Regions from separate parts of the Homo sapiens genome. Here region 2 is linked to region 1. The links are chromatin loops, found by intact Hi-C in ENCODE. Cell type or tissue: IMR-90. All regions are shown on one strand. Each heading gives the region's core, and the rest is flanking DNA. Links, peaks and the distances in the headings are about the cores only. Region 1 overlaps SLC8A1 (solute carrier family 8 member A1). Region 2 overlaps SLC8A1 (solute carrier family 8 member A1).

Region 1 (5,391 bases), core at 92-5,091:
GAGAATGAAACAAAAGAAGGCTAGCAACCAGAATTTACAAGATTTTCTCTATAAATGGCACCATAACTGCCTGTTATCGTATACTAAGAAACAGTGGGGAATAGGCCGCATGCAGCCGACCCAAAGATTCTGTAAAAACCTGGGAAAGATCCATTTCAAAGCTCTTTGCATCTTTTATTCTTTCTCCTCAAAGGAAGAGTTTTTTTATTAAATACTTTTAAGGGTTTTTTGTTGGTAGTCATACTCCTTATTTCTCTCAAAGGGCAGTACTGCATGGGCACCTGGCATTGAGTACAAAGCTGGAGGGGAATCAGGATGATAACAATGATGTCATTTACCAGGAGGTGGTCCAGGGAGCAGGGATGCTCAGCATGTGTCCTGCCCAATCTGAAGTCCTGCAGAGCCTTTGGATTAGTGCCCCAACCCCATACCAGCCAACTTTACTCAGTCCCATAAAAGTCACAGTGTAAGAGAAGAGAGCTAAAAATATTTTATTCTATTCTATCTAGGCCTTCTTACATACTCTAGGTTGGCCAGAGCAAGGGCACTTGGTAGAAACATCATGCTGTACAGGTGTGCGTTCATGTGTTTTGTGTTTGGAGGGTTGGTGTTATGCATGTGTTATGTGAATGAGTGTAAATTTCCCTTTCTTTTGAGGCTCAGGGTGTATTGCAAAGGGAATGAGCATCGAGTGTAGCAGAAGCATTCACAAGAGTGTCAGTCTCTAAGGAATGATTTGTAAATAATGTTGAGTTGATGACTTTTATTTCTCCCTTTTCACATTTGAAATGAAGGTGGCCAGGTGTGCTGGCTCACGTCTGTAATCCCCACACTTTGGGAGGCCAAGGCAGGAGGATCGCTTTAGTCCAGGAGTTCGAGATGAGCCTGGGCAACATAGAGAGACCCTGTGTCTACAAAAAAAAAAAGTTTTAAATTAGCTGGGCATGGTGGTATGCACCTGTTGTCCCAGCTACTCAGGAGGCTGAGATGGGAGGATCACTTGAGCCCAGGAGGCCAAGGCTGCAGTGAGCCATGATCATGCCATCACACTCAGCCTCAGTGACAGAGTGTGACACTGTCTCAAAAAAAAAAAAAAATGAAACATCTCAAGGACCACTGTTTTCTGGTGGGTTGTTTTTATTTTAATGCTGTCTCAGTCTGCATCTTTTAACAGCTTTATGGTGGTATCACTTACATACCATAAAATGCATCCATTTGTAGTACATACAATTTCATGATTTTTAGTAAATTCACTGAGTCTTGCTACCATTACCCTAATCCAGTTTTAGAACATTTCATCACCCCAGTAAGATGCCTCACGGCCATTTACAGATAATCCTCATCTCCACCCTCTGCCCCAGGCAACCACTGATGTACTTTCTGACTCAATAGGTTTGACTTTTCTCTATTTTTCACAAGGACTAATTCTAATATAAAAATGTCATGGATTCTCTACATGATAGTGTCAGAATTTACCATGGATTCTGTAAGATTTTGAAATTATTTTGTTTTATTCATCACAGAATCTCTCTCTATATATTTGTAAATTACATGAGATATTTTTTGTTCTTCATTGTTTTGTGTATATATGGATTTGTCCACCTTTTTAAAACAATTCCACTACCCTGCCCCCAACAGTAATCTTGGTTCATACACTGCAAATTGCTGGGGGTGGGGATCACACAATGGCGCTTAGAATTAGCACTGTGACTCTTAGGGCAGTACCTGATGTTTAATGATAGACAAATGCCAAATGTCGGTGACCAGTTCAGTCAGTTGATCACAACACAGTGCTAAGGAGGCAACTCTCACAAATGGAGCTTCTTACTCTCATTCATGGCCCCAGCACGTCATACTGTAGGTGCTGACTGCTGGCTCCTAAATCAATTCAAATCCATTACAACCATTAGGAAGAGAGTACAGAGACCAAGGCCTATTGGTAAGAGGCTCTGTGCATGATCTCCCTGCACAAAGAATGACACATTGTTGCTAAATGCAAGAGAAGAAAATAGGGGCTATAAGAAAGCAAAACTTCATTGCCATGTCTGGTCCCTGCATGAGAAACAAATGAATTTAAGCCCACTGGTATTTTTAGAAAAGAGAACAAATAAAATGCTAACTCAATTTAAAAGGCAAAGCTTACATGTGGCCATAAAAAATTTTAATATCTGTTTGGGGTAGTGCATATTATAGATATGAAATCATGGTGCTTGGCATTTATGCACAGCGCCAGCTGGAATCCCATCACTGCTCCTCGGCACACAGACCTCACATCCTGCCTTTTCTCAGGAATGAAACATAAGCTGTGTATTACTTGTTTATACTCTGATTCATTCCAGAAAAGGATTTCAATCCATCAGATGCTTTGCATTGTTCACCCATCTTTTCTAGCACATGATCTAAAAACACTAACTCCGTTAGTGCCCGTATTTTATAACCTTTGTTCAGCTCAGCATCTATAAATCCTGTATTTTGTACTCAAGGAGAAAACAGCTTATTTTGGTTGTATTAGTTACATTCAAGAAATTATGTGTTGTATTTGTTTTCTCTCCCTCGATTGCTCCCCACCCCATCCTGCCTCTCTGGAGCCCAGGGGACTTTTTGGCATAGTCCTCCATAAATTATAAGCTATTATTAGGTCATCATTGTAAAAAATCCTGGGTCAAGATAACAAGAAAGGCTTGCTGTAGCTCCAGACTAAAATGACCCCCACTGGGGTCCACAGATAGGCCCACCAGAGGATTAATCATAGCCTGTGATTCCTGAGTTATAGTCGCAAAAAAGCAGGTAACCACAACTATGCCAAGTGATCATGAAAATGTCCTTCTGTGAAGGATTCTGTGTATGATGAGCCTTCAGATGGGTGAAATATGGCAAATCAGAACCCCAAAACTAACCCAGTTATCACATTAGAAGACTGCAGTTCTGGTTGCTCAAGGGGAACCAGCACTTGGTTTGAGGCTGCGCTGGAAGTGGTTGGACGTGCTTCCTGCCGTTTAGTCTGTGCTTTGGGGAGAAATGGGGTAAACCACATAGAAGAACCTGACAATAACTTTCTGCTATGTCAAGTATTCTTATCCTGAGAGTAAAGATTAAGCTCTCTCATCTATAGCTTCTATAACTGAACTGAGTCTACAGTGGAATACTAATGACAAGAAATATTCACAATGAAACACTGTATTTTGACAATGCCAATAGCTAACTAGGAAGCCCAAACTGAGTCTCTGAAGCAATGTGGCATTCTTGATCCTCAAATTTTCAAGTGGTTTTTCCTCCACACCATTCATAAAGTCATTAAAAAAGAGATAAATACCATTTAAAAAATTAAAACAAAGGAAGCAATATGACCCAGTGGCAAAGCATAGGCTTTCAAGCCATTCTGCATTTCTTTTCGTTCATTCTCAGATACTTAAGGAGCCCCCACTATGTACTGGCCAGTGTTGGGCATGGCGGAGGTGGGGGATAAACAAGACAGATGATATGTCTACTCCCGTGGAGTAAGACTGGTACTTATAAACAGATGATAAACTTTCAGGTAGCACAGAGGATGAACACTGCTGAGAAGAAAATTAAACGAGATCATGGAGCCATAGAATGGAGAGTGTTTATGTGGGGGAGGGGGTATTTTAATAGGAAACTTTGACTTTGTACACTACTAATCTCTAACAAATCACACTTCAAACCTCTAATCTGTGTCCTCCCCCACCCCACCCCTAGATTTACTCAGGCAGGTCTAGTCCCAGAAACTGAAAAGTTATTTTCTTTCCACTTCAAATAATGGCTTTGAATTATTTTTCCTTCTCACTCCAGCACTTGATACTCTCATATGAGCTCCCCTACCACCTCTGTTCTCAGCAGATGGTATCCCACTGCCCTGGATTCTTCTCCCACAGACCCTCCATTCTAAATATTCTGGATTAGTTAGGACTTTGGAATATCCAACAAATGATCACAGTAAGATCCCAGTGGTTAATGATGGTTTCAGGAAGATAGACCCCTTGCATTTAACACACACACATAAAAAATGCTTTCATAGTAACTACATTTATATAGCTTCATCATTTTAAAAGTATGTTTTTATAATTCATCTCTTTGATACCCACAGCAGCCCTGAGAGTTAGTCAGCGTAGATGTGTTATCATGTTCAGAGCATGGAGTTGTTATCTGGCAAACTGATGAAGGATCCTGGAAATGTACTGGCAGCATGAGGACCTGAACACCAGAAATTACAGGATGTGGATTCTAATCCCACCTCGTGCCCTCACATTCATCTGACCCCTAAGGAGCTTCCGTTTCCTCACCCTGACAAAATGAAACTAAGGGTAACTGCTCCCACCCATCTTCCTCCTCAGAATTGTCAGGCACAGCAGATAGTATAACATTCATGGACGTGCTCTGAAAATTACAAGAATCTATAAAAATAAGAGATATTTAACAAAAGCTGTTTGTTAAGTATCCACAAGAAACTGTCCTACGTCCCTGGGAGAGAGAAAAAGGAGAACATTTTGAGAGATCAGGCTCATGGCATATTCTTAGCAGCTTAGGTAGAGCTCTATGCCTTTTTTTCTTTTCTTTTCTTTTTTTCATTATAAGTTACGTATCTAGTAAGAGCCCAAGAAAGATGGGCATTACAATCCCTTCCCAAACATCTCAAGGACATGAATCTCTTAACAAGCCTGTAAAAAGTATTTGTCAGGTTAAGTGAATATGCAAAGCAATTTTGTGGGTTGAAGTCACTAAAACATACTGTTAGTAAATAAAATAGAAGGTATTTGTAGCACAAAATATAAAATTAAGAGAGAAGATTTTGGTGCTGCTCTGCAGTTCTTCAATGCTTAACACGAGTAGGTGGGGGAAAATGAAGACACAAACACATCTTCCCTTCACAGCTGGTCCTGGGCAAACTTTCATAGTGGGTGAAGTTGCTTTTTACGATTCTTGTTCCATATTGTGGACTGTCCTAGGCACCCTCGGGACACTGGATCCCAGGCCAGATCCTGATGTCAAGGCTATCTCCTCTTCTTCTATTCCACTCCTTCCTCCTCCCCGCTACACCCTTCGAGATGCACCTGCTCTGTGTGTAGTATATAGGATGCTTTTCATCCAAGGATTTGTCTAACATAATTATGAATGCTGAATTAACCAAAAGGACCAGGAAAAAGCTGAAATTCAGCCGTTCACTCCTTCCCAGAGAGACTCTATTTAAATGTCTATTTTTAACCTATATTTATTAGTTTTTAGTAGCACAAGCAATAAACAATACATGCTCTTTGTAAATAGAAAATGTTAATAAGCAAGCAACAAAAAGAAATCCTGCCATCTCACCACCATCTACATTCAGCCATTTGCACCTTTAAAATTGTGAAATCCTGGGACATTTAAGTAAATTGC
Region 2 (5,391 bases), core at 202-5,201, 74 kb before region 1:
ACTCTCAACTGGGGTGGAAACATAATCTGAAAACCCGTAGCGGATTTTCTTAAAGGATCATAGGAAAAATGCTACAATTAAAATGCTCTTAAGGGGCTTACAGGAATTTTCTGAACTTTGAATTTTTTATAAACATACACCTAGAGTAATCTCACAATTCTTTTAAAGTAAGTAGCAGTCTAAAGCAATCTTAAAAGACAGAACAATGTATCCCAAATTTAAGATGTTTTCTGAACAGACATTTAAGCATACCTCCTGAAGAGTAAGTGCAACAAATGGCTTTTAAAAGCATGTGTGCATTTTTCAAATGTCATCTAAAGAACACAGGGATCTTTCTACATGTTTTTCTTCCTCACTTAAATGTGGTTTGTAAAATTGTTTTCAACCTTCACCAGCTGGGCACGGTGGCTCACACCTATAATCCCAGCACTTTGGGAGGCCAAGGCTAGAGGATCACTTGAGCCCAAGAGTTTGAGACCAGCTTGAGTAACATAGTGAAACCTCATCTCTACAAAAAAAAAATTTTTAATTAAAAAATTAGCCAGGTGTGGTAGTTCATGCATGTAGTCCCAGCTACTCCAGAGGATGAGGTAGAGGATCATTTGAGCCCAGAAGGTTGAGGCTGCAGTGAGCCATGGTCATGTCACTGCACTCTAGCATGGGTGACAAAACAAGACCCTGTCTCAAAATAAAATAACCCTCACCATATTAGAATGCAGGCATTTGATTAAAGTAATCCCCCCAACCTTTAGCAGCACTTTAACAGTTAATCTTTTGTAAATTATTGCATTGGTTTTCTCCATATGTCAGAATTATATATTTTTGGCTAAGACTCCTCTAAGCTATTCTTGCATTTCTCTTGAGCAACTAATGGAAGTGTTAGCAGTAGGCATATTACAGAATGGCATTTTTTCAGACCAATGATTTGGGAGTAGTTTATGGATGTAAAACATTTCTGTTTAGGTTTTGCTGGCAATCAAATCCAGTAAATGGAAAGCACCAATATTAGCACAATGTTATTGGGGAACAGAATGCCTGCTTTCTAAATATATCACAACAAAGTTCTTTAGCTGTTTGCTCCAATCTTCCATGCTCTTTAATTTGTTTGTCTCTGGATATACTCTGAGTCACTACCCATTAGCTGATGAAAGCTGTGTCTCCAGGATTATTACCTCCAGAATCAGGAATGCAGTTTCTAGTAAGTGACATTTGGAAGGAATTGCAAGTAAACATGCTTAAGGAGGCCTGAGCAAAGCAGCACTAGCATTAGCCAGTTGGTGAGAATAGGGAAAGTCTGTCAAAAGTTTAATCCTTTTGTTTTATCGACTGTGAGCAATTGGCTTAAAAACAACAATCCCATGTTGTTGTCTGAGTGGGCTCCAAGCCTAGCATGGCTGTAGAGTCACTGAGTTCCTCAACATAGTCTGTCATTTCTTGTGGCTTATCACAGGGACACTTTTTAAAGCATGCCTCAAGTTGGTTATGTAGGTGCCATTCTATTTGGCATTAGGTTCCCCTGGAAAAGCCAGCAATATATTCTACCTGGGCATAGAGAAAATTTCTTAGCTATGAACACATGCTTGCAGGCCAGAGGGTAATTGCAATTCATGAACAGTGACTTTTAAATTAAATGACATATTGGCTCTTTAGAGCTGTAATTTCATTGACACCAGGAAGTAGGTCTCTCCCTGTTTGTGTGGGTATCCACAGTTTAGCTCTTGTGTACTTTTAAACTTTGCTAATGTTATGCTGTCACATCACCCTTGGTGATTTCTGCATATGCCTTTTAAGAGTGGGAGAAATGCTATTAGCTTAGAAAAAAAGGATAAAATATATGGCCACCATTATATATTTTGATTCAGTAAATATTTCTTGATTGTTTCCCCTTCTATTCAGAAATGCAAAGTTGAAGCAGACAGGGATTTTGTTCTGAAGATGTTTATAGTTCACTATTAACAATCAGGTAGAAACATAATCACCATACAAGTCAGGAAGTGATCTATACCATGTGAATTTACAGAAAAAAATCTGATGGTAAATTCAGAAAAGAGGTAATTCTGAGTGATAAATCACAGATAGCTTTGTGAAGGGGTGTCCTAACAGCTATATCTAAAAGGATTGAGCAAGATTTGGACGTGCAAGGATGTGGAAGTAGGACATTTGAGGTGGAGAGGATAGCATAAAAAATTGTTCATAGATCCCAATGAGAATTTTAAACATTTTGACCTACTCTTCTTACTGTATAAAGCTGTTAACACTGGATTAATTTTCATTCCTTGCACTTTGCTCCATGGTGCTGATCTAATCTTTGGAAACACATCCTCTAAGGATAGTATAGCAAAAAAGGTCTAGGGTGCACACACCTCCACGTGTACACACACCAGCATGTGTACACACACCAGCATGCATGCATATACACATGCTTTTATATATCTAATGTTCAAATGTTCAGTGTTGAAATCCTCCATGTGCTGCAAAGAGGCACATAGATATGTAGGTTGTAAGCCAGCTAGAGAATGCTCTGAGAAAATCTTAACTCCTCCAATAGTTTGTGTTATGACCTCCTGACCCCCTTATCATTGCTGCTTTCCCATTGACTTTATTACCTCTGTGGCCTTGATGGTAAGTTTGGGGACCAAGAACTCATGCAAATGCTAACAAGAAGTCTTCTTCAGGGTACTCTACTGGTAAGGTGTTTCTATGACCATACAGCCTTCCATGTTTCCAGTTTTGTGACTCTCTGCCATGGTTTACATGACTCATTTCAGCATAAGTTCTTCAAGCCAGAATAGTCAAGAACCCTTCTGTGTGTACTTACAAAGGCAAAGCTTAGTAAAATACCATGTAGTCATTCAGGGAAAGTGGAGACATACTATACCTTCAATTTAGACTGGTGTTTCCTAACTGGAGATAATTTTGCTGTGGTTGATCATCAAGATCAAGCTTAATTCTCATTTCTCCTCAAAACAAACATTAGCATTAAAATCTCTGGTTTGGAGTAATAGACAATCTAAAATTTACCACAAAAATAATATATTTGTAAATTGAATTTTGTTTTGGTTTTAGAGCCAAATAGTGTTGAATGAGTAGAAAAATATTGATTAGAACCCAACCAGTCATACCTTTGACAAGTCACAAGAAATTGAAAACATAAGAAATTGAAAAACAGAAAATCATAAGACTTCTTAGATTAAGTAGCATGAGGAGAAAATGGTGGCATTTATCTTACATAACCTAGTAATCTTGAAGGAGAAGTACATTATTTATGGATAACTTTTTTCTTTTCTTTTTTTTTTGAGGGAGTGGGGGTCTCCGTTCAAGATTTGAATGATATTCCTGAGTATTTTGGCATTATAATTCTCGCCCTTACTTTGAGTCTTTTTTATTTTGCTTAAAGGCAAAAAGAGAAGAGAATAAAAGAAGAGAAGAGAGTGTTGTGTGGAAATAAAGAAATGTTAGCATTCTTTGTAATATTAAATATATTAACTTGTTTTATAATCTCACTCATACTCACCAGTTTTATCATATATAAATATTTAAGTGGGTTGTTTTCTACAATATAAACCGACTATATAAAAATGAATATTGTGAGTAATAAGAAGCATGAAGTCAATTAAGGACAAAGTCTCTAAAGCTAAAAGAAAAAAATTCCTTCTTCTGGCTCACGGCAATAGTTTAAGAGTTATGGTGACTTGGTCAGCAAGGAATGTCTTCATTTGGCCTTTTACTATTAGAATCCCCTGAAGATGACTGCTTGTTGGCATTTTCAGGAGTTCTCAGTTCCCAAACTTGCCATCAAGGCCACAGAGGTGATATAGTAAGTGGGAATGCAGCAATGATAAGGGGGCTAAGAGGGACTAAGCTTCCAAAATTATGGTTTACATGTGCTGAGCCCATATGGATTCTGGCCCTTGATTTGGAATTTTTACCTTCCAAGTTCCAGATGTTACATGGGAAAAATAGCACACATAAAACTCTTAAGCATTGGAATCATAATTTAAGGTCACCATGACCTGAGAGGAAAGGACAAAGAAAATAAGCAACAAAAAAGCTCTAGCCAATGAAATCGCTAGCTCTCAACCTACCTGAAGAACAAGTACCTGTAATTTCTTCTAAGTATCAGAAATTACTAAAAGAGGTTATATATATATATATATATATATATATATTTATATATATATATAAAAAAATATATATATATTTATATATATATATAAATATATATATATATATATCAATGACTTGAAATCCTCTATGTGCTGCAGAGACACATAGATATGTAGATTGTAAGCCAGCTAGTGAATGCCTTGAGAAAATCTTAACTCTTCTTATAGTTTGTGCTTGGCAAGTCCTCTGGAAAGATCTAACTCACCCTCCTCATAACAGTATACAAAGGAGCATTAGTGTGATCTCTTGAAGAGTAATATAAGCTGACTTTGTTATGAAAACAATGTAATTTTAACATTGGAATAACATCTGGTCTGTGTCAATCTCTATCAGGATGAATGAATTGGGGGAAGAGAGTCTTGCCTTTGCCAAATATGGCCACTGATGAGCAATCTTTCTTTCTTTCCTGGTTCCCCTGTTAAAACTAAAACTAAGAACAAGAGCCTAATGTAAGTCCTGTCAGTTTTGAAGTGATCAATTATCATGTAGAATCAGCAACATGTCAAACTGCAAACTCTATGGCTGAGTTTTTGTAATTGTGTTTTTCTAAATGAGGAGAGGAATTTTGAGGACATAGATTCCTGGCAAATAGTATAGCAGAACTTGTTCTGCTTGCTTCCGAATCTTAATACCTATAGTCCTACACATACAAAGAGGGATCTTTGCCACAAACACTTCTGTGTAATTTTTAAAGCCTTCCTTTTTGATCTAGTATTGTTTTGGAGTAGTATCTGTCCTCTAGAAAATAAATCCTATTGGTTGCCAGAGTTTTGATCACCTGCAGTACAGTACAGACAAACAATATTTATGGTCCTTATGGGGGTCTATTCTCTGTAGTATGATTATGATGGAATAAGAGTATCATGTGTTGGTCTAGAGGAGTGCCACTTCAGGAAGACCACGCCTGCCAAGCTTCATCCATTGCAAGCCAGTGATCCAACATTGATTCATTCAAGGCTCACAAGGTGAGCAGTGTCCATTTCCACCACTATGATAGATCTGAGTAATGCAAATTTTATTATTTAATTCCTCTGTCTACTAGGATTCCAAGTAGGCCCCATCACATACTCTAAATTCCACAACTAAAAACATGGACATCTTTTTAGCTTCACTTTGAAATGGGATCAGATTAATTTTTGGAGTCTTGAACAATTTTCTATTATATCAGCTGGCATTTTCTGTATTTATTAATTGTATTACTATAGGATTTTAAAATATAATGCC

What was found. A loop is a pair of places that touch in the nucleus more often than their neighbours do. Peaks named below come from ENCODE experiments on the same cell type or tissue, not always from the same donor. Only the 100,000 strongest peaks of a DNase experiment are listed, where the experiment ranks them.
Region 2: it touches region 1 in a loop (3.0-fold over the local background); 1 of 110 quality-filtered maps calls a loop at or near these places.

The regions. Positions count from the first base shown.
Region 1 is chr2:40,124,941-40,130,331 of GRCh38, reverse strand. All of the region lies in intron 10 of SLC8A1 (solute carrier family 8 member A1), which reads left to right. All of the region lies in intron 3 of SLC8A1-AS1 (SLC8A1 antisense RNA 1), which reads right to left. Among named protein-coding and RNA genes, the nearest start is that of SLC8A1-AS1, 210 kb to the right of the region's middle. In IMR-90, for the core only: no CTCF peak of the experiment used is centred there; a DNase peak (open chromatin) is centred at 2,271; H3K27ac peaks cover 4,673 bases.
Region 2 is chr2:40,199,018-40,204,408 of GRCh38, reverse strand. The region is part of intron 2 of SLC8A1 (solute carrier family 8 member A1); the gene reads left to right. The region is part of intron 3 of SLC8A1-AS1 (SLC8A1 antisense RNA 1); the gene reads right to left. Among named protein-coding and RNA genes, the nearest start is that of SLC8A1, 250 kb to the left of the region's middle. In IMR-90, for the core only: no CTCF peak of the experiment used is centred there; DNase peaks (open chromatin) are centred at 2,768, 3,678 and 4,418; H3K27ac peaks cover 2,515 bases.